2 separate regions of the Homo sapiens genome follow, and region 2 is linked to region 1. A link is an interaction called in ENCODE POLR2A ChIA-PET data of the cell type or tissue named here. Cell type or tissue: CD4-positive, alpha-beta T cell. All regions are shown on one strand. Links, peaks and the distances in the headings refer to the core of each region. The heading gives the core; the rest is flanking DNA. Region 1 overlaps LINC02054 (long intergenic non-protein coding RNA 2054). Region 2 overlaps PARL (presenilin associated rhomboid like).

The links. ChIA-PET counts read pairs that join two places held together with the same protein. Peaks named below come from ENCODE experiments on the same cell type or tissue, not always from the same donor. Only the 100,000 strongest peaks of a DNase experiment are listed, where the experiment ranks them.
Region 2: POLR2A ChIA-PET joins it to region 1 with 6 read pairs; 1 of 35 experiments calls an interaction of 5 or more read pairs at or near these places.

What each region holds. Positions count from the first base shown.
Region 1 is chr3:184,415,473-184,420,845 of GRCh38, reverse strand. All of the region lies in intron 1 of LINC02054 (long intergenic non-protein coding RNA 2054), which reads right to left. Among named protein-coding and RNA genes, the nearest start is that of LINC02054, 17 kb to the right of the region's middle. RefSeq lists an enhancer at 4,066-4,567. In CD4-positive, alpha-beta T cell, for the core only: a CTCF peak has its summit at 2,818 (motif pointing left); a DNase peak (open chromatin) is centred at 2,805.
Region 2 is chr3:183,874,093-183,879,465 of GRCh38, reverse strand. The region is part of intron 1 of PARL (presenilin associated rhomboid like); the gene reads left to right. Among named protein-coding and RNA genes, the nearest start is that of PARL, 8.1 kb to the left of the region's middle. In CD4-positive, alpha-beta T cell, for the core only: no CTCF peak of the experiment used is centred there; DNase peaks (open chromatin) are centred at 1,135 and 2,565.

The DNA of each region.
Region 1 (5,373 bases), core at 151-5,150:
GTCCCAGCCACTCAGGAGGCCAAGGCATGAGAATTGCTTGAACTCGGGAGGCAGAGGTTGCAGTGAGCCGAGATCACAAAACTGCACACCAGCCTGGGTGACAGAGACTCGGTCTCAAAAATAAATAAATAAAAAATAAAGGAGTTTCTGTTGTAGTCAACACTCATTTAAATTTATCAACATGTTTTATCTATTTCTATGCTTAACAGTGTTTCATGTGCTCTCCCCTTTTTTTCTGGTTCATTTTTCTTCCTGAAGTGTATAACCTATAATAATTCTTTAAATGAGGGGCTGCACTTTACATGTATCGAAACGCCCCTTTTGTCTTAAATTTCCACTGTAAGTTAGCTGGGCATAAAAATCCAATTGGCACTTTGAAGATACTACCCCCTCATCCCCAGCCTCAGTCTTTGCTGAGGTCCAGAAATTACTTTTTAAGTAATCTGTCTTTTTCTCAGGTCCATGGTAAGGTTTTATTCTCTTTGCCCTTGATGTTCTGCAATTTCCCCAAGGAAATTTCTCAGCTACTATTTCCTCATGTATTTTTCACTGCCATTCCCTTTATTCTCTTCCTCTGAAACTCCTATTAGACATACATAGCCCTTCATGCAAGCTGTCCTTCATATCTCATAACTGCTTTTATATTTTTTAATCTTTGTGTATTGTATTCATGTTAATTCCTAAGTAATGTCTTCTAACTCAATAATTCTCTTTTTGCATCATTTATTCTGTCTACTGAGCTTTCTTTTAATGAACAAACTTTCTATTTCTAAGATTTCTAATTGATTCTTTTCACATCTACTTGTTCTAGTTTCATTTTGATCTGCCTTCATTTATGTCTTGTTAATTTCCAATGGATATTAAGCCTTCATTTGCCATTTTTGGCATCCTAAACATTTTTAATTCTTTGTAAGACTTTCACAAAATTAATTTAATCTGCAGTGAACTCATATTCCACATGGTGATTCTGTTGACTGCTTTTCTTTCTTGCTTTTTTTTTTTTCTAAAGATGGGATTTCACTATGTTGGCCAGGCTGGTCTTGAACTCCTGACCCCAGGTGATCCTCCCACCTTCACCTCCCAAAGTGCTGGGATTACAGGCACGAGCCACCACGCCCGGCCTTGTTGACTGTTTTTCTTACCATTGTTTCTCATCTATTTTGGCTTACAACTTTACAGTGAGTTGGAGGGTTTTCCACCTTGTTTTTACATCTGTTTTTCACTCTGTCTCTAACTATCCTGAGCTAGGACCTCAGGCCCAGTTGAGGTCTTACAATAGCATTGCAGGGCTCTACTCTGTTGTGGCATGAGGACACCACAGCTACAAGCACGTAGCCAGAGGGTGGCTTGGCTCAGCATCTAGTCAAGAGTCTGTCCTCATCTTCCCACAACTCAAGCCCCAAGCTATTTGTGGACAGCTGGCTTCCTCACTCCATCCCCGCCACCCCCGATTCTTTTCACAAGCAGAGGGAACCTTCCCCGAGCCCTGGCTTCCAGACACCTGGCTGTTGGCCCCTTTGTAGCATGGAGCACTTTAACTCCCTTACCAGGAGCTCTGTGTCTGGCAGCTACTGCTGTTTCCAGACCCCGAGGCCAGCAGGCCCCTGGCCCCAGTCACCAATTTGCATTTCTGATCTGCTTGTGGTACACAGAGATAGCCATTTTGGTTGGGGCCCAACTATGTCCTTTTGTTTATCATTTTTTCTATTTTATTCCTGATTGCTGTGTGTTTGGAACAGAGAGAGGAGGCCACAGCGTGAGCCCACTCTGCCGTCTTGGCTGGAAGTCCAGCACTGAATTGTGAGGCTGCCGTACCTGTAGAAAGTCCCATGTCTGCTTTCATTCAGGTAAAAGAGGAGAGATGGTTTCATTAAAATCCAATAGGCATTTTTTTTTTTTAAAGATGGAGTCTCACTCTGTTGCCCATGCTGGAGTGCAGTGGTGGGATCTTGGCTCACTGCAGCCTCCATCTCCCAGGTTCAAGCGATTCTCCTGCCTCAGCCTCCCAAGTAGCTGTGACGACAGGCATGCGCCACTACACCTGGCTAAGTTTTGTATTTTTAGTAGAGACAGGGTCTCACCATGTTGGCCACGCTGGTCTTGAATTCCTGACCTCAAATGATTTGCCCACCTTGGCCTCCCAAAGTGCTGAGATTACAGGTGTGAGCCACTGTCCCCAGCCCACTCAGGGGCTTTTATGCTTCACTATGAATTTCCTCTCAGGATAACAGACTGAGCCCGTGTGTTCCCCAGTCACACACACACACACACACACACACACACACACACACACGCTGAGGGTTATTCTTTGAAAGGGGAGGCCACGTCTGGGGGCGGTGGCTCACGCCTGTAATCTCAGCACTTCGGGAGGCCGAGGTGGGTGGATCACCTGAGGTCAGCAGTTCAAGACCAGCCTGGCCAACATGGTGAAACCCCGTCTCTACTAAAAATACAAAAATTAGCTGGGCGTGGTGGCGCATGCCTGTAATCCCAGCTACTTGGGAGGCTGAGGCAGGAGAATCGCTTGAACCTGGGAGGCAGAGGTTGCAGTGAGCCGAGACTGTGCCATTGCACTCTAGCCTGGGCAACAGAGTGAGACTCCATCTCAAAAAAAAAAAAAAAAAGAAAAAGAAAGAAAGAAAGAAAAGAAAGGGGCAGCCACGGGATGCAGACAAGGCCTGATCGCCACCACTCCTCCCTCCTCAGAGCAGAGCTGGGCCTGTGGGTAACCATGGGTAGCAGCTGGTGCTGGGTACCACGGAAGGCACGTGTGGGGTGAGGCTCCCCTTCAAACCGTTCCCAGGGGAGCGCCTCCCCCTGGTGGCCATCAGAGGAAGCAGCGGTGCTCTCTGCCAAGGACAAGGCCGCAAGGAGTGAAGATTTTCCACACACAGCCAATCGTGCAGACCTGGGACCTGTGGTCATGACACCGGCAGCCTAAAGGTCCTACTTAAATAGGGCCCAGGGCAGAATTCTGTCTATGATCTCCCCTGCTGTGCCGGGACACAGCCCACTCTGCTCAGGACTGTGTAGAGGCGGCTCCCTCCTGCCTGGCCCTTCTGAGCCTCAGAACATTGACTCCAGAGACCACTGGGTCCATAGATTCTTTGGATGGATTTTTAAACTTGAATGTCCAGACCCTTCTTGAGGCCACACAGAGGACTGAGGGAGGGCAGTCTGTGTAGGGGTCCAGGACATGGGTTTGAGGATTAGATAGACCTGAGTCCAAATCCCACTTGCCACTTGTTAGCTGTGTATCTCTAGGCAAGTTACTTAACCTCTTTGTGCCTCTGTTTCTTCATCTGTAAAATAAAGATAATAGTTGTATATACCTTAAGGGGTTGCTGTGAGAATAGAGCCAGATAACCAGGTCCCTCCTCCCTCTCCGCCCCCCGCCCATGGCCCCTGTTTTGGAGGTGCCTGGGCTCTTACTGCCTCTTCCTCTGCCCTTCCTGGAAACTGCGGGCTTCCATCAGCCTCCTCTGGGCCTTGGGCGACAGGGATGGGGGTCTTTTTTTTTTTTTTTTTTTTTTTTTGAGACAGAGTCAGTCTGTCACCCAAGCTGGAATGTGGTGGTGCGATCTTGGCTTGCTGCAATCTCTGCCTCCTGGGTTCAAGTGATTCTCCCGTCTCAGCCTCCAGAGTGGCTGGGACTACAGGCGTGTGCCACTATGCCTGGCTAATTTTTGTATTTTTAGTAAAGGTGGGATTTCACCATGTTGGCCAAGCTGGTCTCAAACTCCTGACCTCAGGTGATCCGCCCGCCTTGGCCTCCCAAAGTGCTGGGATTACATGCGTGAGCCACCGCTCCTGGTTGGGGGCATTTTTTGAGGAGGAGCCAGGCCCAGATGGAGTCACACTGCAGAGGCCTCACATGGGGGCCAAAGTCCTCAGGCCCTGAAGGTGTCCCAGAGAATCACAAACTCACAAACATACCCTCTGGCTGCTGGGGCCTGGGCTTCTCCTGTTTAATGATTTCCCACCCAGTGGCCCACAGGTCCTATACTCTCAGGGAACACACACAGAATTCTGGAGCCCCTGCCAGAGGCACAGTTCAAACACAGCAGAGCTGGGCCTGCAGCTGGTCTGTCAGTCACACTAAAGTTATGGCGCACCTGCTCTGTATTTAGCACTGGGGCTTCTAAGGGAAGGGATGTGTCTCTGCCTTCAAGGCATTCGCAGCACAGTGGGGAGACTGGCTGCAGAGCCCCCTGACATGACTCACAGGAGCCGCTCTAGTGAGACTCTGCAGGCACAGCCCGGGCCCAGATCAGGGTCCGCCCAGGAGAGTCAGGGACGGCACCCAGAAGAGGGGCTTCTGGCTGGGCACTTGAATGTGGAGTAAGAATTTGCCAGGCAGACAGACTTGATCGATTCATTCGATACGTTTTCATTCGACACCTGCCACCCTCCCTGCAGCTGCTGTTCTATGCACTAAGGATTCAGTGGTGAAGAAGAGTAAAGCAGTTCTTGCTGTCCAGACCTTGGCCTGGCACTCACTGCAGGCCCATGGTGCTCTCCTGTTGAACATAAACAGTTTCACAGAACATCAACATCAGACAAGGCCACTCTGTGGCTGTGATGGAACTAGACAGAAACAAGCCCAAACCCTACAAGTTCTTTCTGACACCCCCTCACTGATACGCCCACAGTGCCCCATGGCGTGCGTTCCCCTTCACTGCAACCAGCCATAAACCCCAAGTGCTCCACTATAGGTGGGATCCTGGTGGTCTTCGGGTGGAGGGCAATTGACAGTGATGGCTGAGAGGTAGGATTTGAGTGGAAATGTGGAGATTGAATGAAATGAAGGGCAAGCCATGCGGAAACGTCAGGGCGGAACATTCCAGGCAGACGGAACAGTCATCGTAAAGGCTCTGAGGATGGAATATGACAGGCAGATTTGAAACCTGCAAATATGCCAACCTAGCTGGAGCAGAAAAGGCAGAGCAGGTATTCCAGGCAGAGGGAAAAGACTGTGAAAACCTAATGTGAAGGAAAGTAGGCCCCTGCTGACACGTATGGGTAGTTCTGTGCAGTTGAAATAGAAAGTTAGGCCAGGCTCGGTGGCTCACGCATATAATCCCAGCACTTTGGGAGGCCAAGGCAGGCAGATCACCTGAGGTCAGGAACTCGAGAGCAGCCTGACCTATATGGTAAAACCCCGTCTCTACTAAAAACACAAAAATTAGCTGGGCATGGTGGCAGGCGCCTGTAGTCCCAGCTACTCGGGAGGCTGAGACAGGAGAATTGCTTGAACCCAGGGGGCGGAGGTTGCAGTGAGCCAAGATAGTGCCACAGCACTCCAGCCTGGGTGACAGAGAGAGACTCCCATCTCAAAAAAAAAAAAGAAAAAAAAAAAAGAAAGCTAATGTC
Region 2 (5,373 bases), core at 183-5,182, 540 kb after region 1:
TTGGCTTTATTCTCTCAGCATGCTATCTCCTTGTGGTTATAAGATGGCTGCCAGCAGCTCTTGGGGCTATATATTTTTAGGTGCAAATCTAGCAGAAAAAAAAGTTGTCTTCTCCGTTATCACAAACAAAATCTTGAAATTGAATTTCACTGGACCAGATTGGCCTAACTTGGGACAGGTGCCCATCCTTGAATCCCTTGAAGTTGCCAAGGAATGGGATGTGAAATTTGGCTTAAGCCAATCGTGGGCTTGGTGTGTCTCATCAAATGAAATGGCTGGAAATTCTAGAGTATGGTTTGGAAAAGGAGAAGAGGGCATGGATGCTGGGAGTAAGTCGTAGTGAAACATTTGTATTGGAATTCTTTATTTGGTTACCTAGATAGGATTAATCTGTGGGACAACAAACCATTCTAATTTAAGTACAAGTATTGTTGGAAGAGTGAGGAATCAGGTTCTAGCTCCTTGCTATTCCAAGTGGTTCATGAACTAGCAGTTTGGGTATCATCTAGGACAGGGGTTTGGCAAACTTAGTTTGTAAAAGGTCAGATAGAAAATATGGCCGCATGTGGTCTTTGTCGCATATTCTTTCTCTTTCTTTTTAAACAACTCTTTAAACGTGTGAAAACCATTCTTAGTTGGAGACTCAAATCCACTCTATAGGCCGCAGTTTGACAACCCCTAATTTAGGCGCTTGTTTAGATATGCAAAATCTCAGACTCACCTTGCCCCAGACCTACTAAATTACAATGTTTTTAATGAGATTTCCAGGTGATTTGTATGTAAACTAAAGTTTCCCCAAACCTGTGGTATGAATAGATCTTGACTCTGGCGGCACATGAGAATCACCTGGGGAGGTCTTACAACTACTAAGGCCTTGGGTCCACTCCTAGACATTCTCATTTGTTATGAGGTAGAGCCATGGTGTAGGACTTTTAAGAGCTCACCAGGCAGTTCTAATGTATAGCCAGAATTGAGAATTACTGCTCTAGACTAGGAAGCATAACTGCCTCTGCCACATCTAGTGTGGTAGATAAAACACCATGGCCACAATATTTTGTAGTTCTTATCCAAAGCTGGAGTCAACTTCCCTATTCCTTGCAGCTGGGTTGGACTTGCGGCTTAGTTTGATCGGTAGCATGTGGTGGAAGTAATATTGTGCAAGGTCCAGAGTCGGCCTCAGAAGACCTTGCAGCTTTTGCCTTTGCCCACTTGGAACACTCCCTCTGTCATGGTAGAAGCCCCCGCTAGACTACTGAACACCAAGGACTGGGCGGTGAAAGAGCAAGCAGACAACAACCAGCACTAAGGCTCCAGGTACGAGTGAAGCCATCTGAGACTCTCCAGCTCTGATTAAGCAGTCAAGAGTACTGGCTGGGGCTGGGCGCGGTGGCTCACGCCTGTAATCCCAGCACTTTGGGAGACCAAGGCGGGTGGATCACTTGAGCTCAGGAGTTCGAGACCGGCCTGACCAATATGATGAAACCCCATCTCTACTAAAAATACAAAAATTAGCCAGGTGTGCTGGTGTGTGCCTGGAGTCCCAGCTACTCAGGAGGCTGAGACAGGAGAATTGCTTGTACCTGGGAGGTGGAGATTGCAGTGAGCCGAGATCATGCCACTGCGCTCCAGCCTGGGTGACACTGTCTCAAAAAAAAAAAAAAGTAATAAATTATGGTTTTAAGCCAGTGCATTTTAGAGTGGTTTGTTAAGATGTAGATACCTTAATTTTAAAATGCTTTATTACTAAAAAATTCTAATAATCATCTGAGCCTGCAGTGAGTCATAATCTTTTTGCTGGTGGAGGGTCTTGCCTCTGTTGATGGCTGTGGACTGATCAGAGTGGCGGTTACTGAAGGTTGGGGTAGCGGTGGCAATTTCTTAAAATAAGACAACATGAAGTTCGCCACGTTGATTGACTCCTCCTTTCACAAAAGATTTCTCAGTAGCATGTGATGCTGTCTGATAGCATTTTATCCACAGTAGAACTTCTTTCAGAGTAGGAGTAAATCCTCTCAAACCGTGCTGCTGCTTTATCAGCTAGGTTTATGTAATCTAAATCCTTTGTTGTCATTTCAACAGTGTCCACAGTGTCTTCACCAGGAGTAGATTCCATCTCAAGAAACCACTTCCTTTGCTCATCCATAAGAAACAACTTCTCATCTGTTCAAGTTTGATCATGAGATTGCAGCAATTCAATCACATCTTCAGGCTCCACTTCTAATTCTAGTTCTCTTGCTCTTTCTTTTTTTTCGAGATGGAGTTTCACTCCTGTCACCCAGACTGAAGTGCAATGGCACGATCTTGGCTCACTGCAACCTCTGCCTCCTTAGTTCAAGCGATTCTCCTGCCTCAGCCTCCTGAGTAGCTGGGATTACAGGCACCCACCACCATGCCCAGTTAATTTTTTTGAATTTTTAATAAAGATGAGGTTTCACCATGTTGGCCAGGCTGGTCTCGAACTCCTGACCTCAGGTGATCCGCCCGCCTCGGCCTCCCAGGGTACTGGGATTACAGGCATGAGCCACTGCACCCAGCCTCTAGTTCTCTTTCTATTTCTACCGCATCTGCAGTTACTTCCTCCACTCAAGTCTTGAGCCCCTCAAAGTCATACTTGAGTGTTGTAATCAACTTCTTCTAAACTGTTAATGTTGGTATTTTGACCTCCTCTCATGAATCATGAGTGTTCCCGATGACATCTAGAATGGTAGATCCTTTCCAGAAGCTTTTCAGTTTACCTTGCCCAGATCCATCAGAAAAATCACTCTGTGGCTATTGCCTTACAAAATATATTTCTTTTTCTTTCTTTCTTTCTTTCTTTTTCTTTTTCTTTTTTTTTTTTTTTTTTTTTTTTTTTTACAAAATGTATTTCTTAGGGGAATAAAAAAAGAAAATATATTTCTTAAATAATAAGACTTAAACGTTGAAATTCCTGCTTGATGTATGTGGTTGCAGAATGGACATTGTGTTAGCAGGCATGAAAACAATATTCATCTTCTTGTACCTGTGCATCTGAGCTCTTGGGTGACCAGATACATTGTCGATGAACAGTAGTATTTTGAAAGGAATCTTTTTTTCTCAGCATTTGGTCGCAACATTGGGCTTAAAATATTTGGTAAACCGTTTGGGCACAGTGGATTGCGCCTATAATACCAGCACTGTGGGAGGCCAACACGGGCGGATCGCCTGAGATCAGGAGTTCAAGACCACCCTGGCCAACACGGTGAAACCCCATCTCTACTAAAAACACAAAAATTAGCCGGACATGATGGCAGGCGCCTGTGATCCCAGCTGCTCGGAGGGTTGAGGCAGGAGAACTGCTTGAACCTGGGAGGCGGAGGTTGTAGTGAGCTGAGATAGTGCCACTGTACTTCCAGCCTGGGCGACAGAGTGAGACTCCATCTCAAAAAGTAAAAATAAACAAATAAAAAATATTCCATAAACGATGCTGTAAACAGGAGTGCTGTAATCTAGGCTTTGTTGTTCGATTTGTAGAGCACGGGCAGAGTAGTTTACCATCATTCTTAAGGGTTCTAGGATTCTCAGAATGGTAAATGAGCATTGGCTTCAACTTAGTCACCAACAGCATTAGTGCCTAATGAAGTCAGCCTGTCCTTTGAAGCTTTGAAGCCAGGCATTGCCTCCTCACCTGTAGCTATGAAAGTCTTAGATGGCATCTTCTTCCAATAGAAGGCTGTTTTGTCTGCTTTGCAAATCTGTTTAGTGTAGCCACCTTCATCTTAGGATCTTCTTGATAAGTTGCTGCAGTTTCTACATCCACACTTGCTGCTTCAAGTTGTACTTGTGTGTTATAGAGACAGCTTGTTTCCTTAAACCTCATGAACCAACCTCTGCTAGCTTCAGACTTTTTTCCTGCAGCTTCCTCAATTCTTTCAGCCTTCATAGAATTGAAGGAGTTAGTCTTGCTCTAGATTGGCTGTGGCTTAAGGGAATGTTGTGGCTGATTTGATCTTCTATTCATGTAATTTTTTCCATGTTGGCAATAAGGCTGTTTTGCTTTCTTACTCTATTTTTTTTTTTTTTTTTTTTTTTGGAGACAGAGTCTTGCTCTGTCGCCCAGGCTGGAGTGCAGTGGCACAATCTCAGCTCACTGCAGCCTCCATCTCCCAGGTTCAAGCGATTCTCCTGCCTCAACCTCCCCAGTGGCTGGGATTACAGTCGCCCGCCACCACGCCCAGGTAATTCTTGTATTTTTAGTAGAGATGGAGTTTCACATTGTTGGCCAGGCTGGTCTCGAACTCCTGACCTCAGTTGATCCTCTCGTCTTGGTCTCCCAAAGTTCTAGGATTACAGATGGGAGCCACCACACCCAGCCTACTATTTTTCTCTTCTCAGGAGTAGCACTTAAAATTTCCTTCAGTAGTTTTGCTGTTGTTGATACAGAGTCTAGTTCTGTCATCCAGGTTGGAGTGCAGCAATGCATTTGTAGCTCACTGCAACCTTGACCTCCTGGGCTCAAGTGATCTTCCTGCCTCAGCCTCCCAAGTAGCTAGTACTATAGGCGCAAGCCACCACACTTGGCTAATTTTTAAATTTTTTATAGAGACAGGATCTCACTATGGTGCCCAGGTTGGTTTCAAACTCCTGAACTCAAGTGATCTTCCTGCCTTAGCTTCCCAAAGTGCTGGGGTTACAGCTGTGAGCCACCATGTCTGGCAAGAATTGTTTCTTTGTATTTACAAGTTGGCTATTTGTGCCAGAGGCTTAGCTCCTGGCCTATCTCAGCTTTTGACATGCCTTCTTCACTAAGCTTAATTATTTCTAATTGGCTGGGCACTTTGGGAGGCCGAAGCGGGAGGATCACGTGAGGTTTGAGTTCGAGACCAGCCTGGCCAACATGGCGAAACCCCATCTCTGCTAAAAATACAAAAATCAGCTCGGTGTGGTGGCAGGTGCTTGTAGTCCCAGCTACTTGGGAGGCTGAGGCAGGAGAATCGCTTGCACCCGAGAGGTGGAGGTTGCAGTGAGTCGAGATCGCGCCACTGCACTGCAGCCTGGGTGATAGAGCAAAACTCCATCTCAAAAAAAAAAAAAAAGATTATTTCTAATGATTTCAAGCCAGAGACATGTGACTGTTCCTTTCAGCTTGAACACTTAGCGGTGATTGTAGGGTTATTAATTGACCAGTGTCAATATTGTTGTGTTCCAAGGAATAGGGGGGTCCAAAGAGAGGGAAAGGTGGGCAATGGCTGGTTGGTAGAGCAGTCAGAACCTACACAACATTATTAAGTTCATTGTCTCATGGTTCATGGCACCCAAAACAATTTCAGTAGTAACATCAAAGGTCACTGATCACAAATCACCATAACAGATAAGAAAAAATTGAAGTGTTGTGAGAATTACGGAAATGTGACA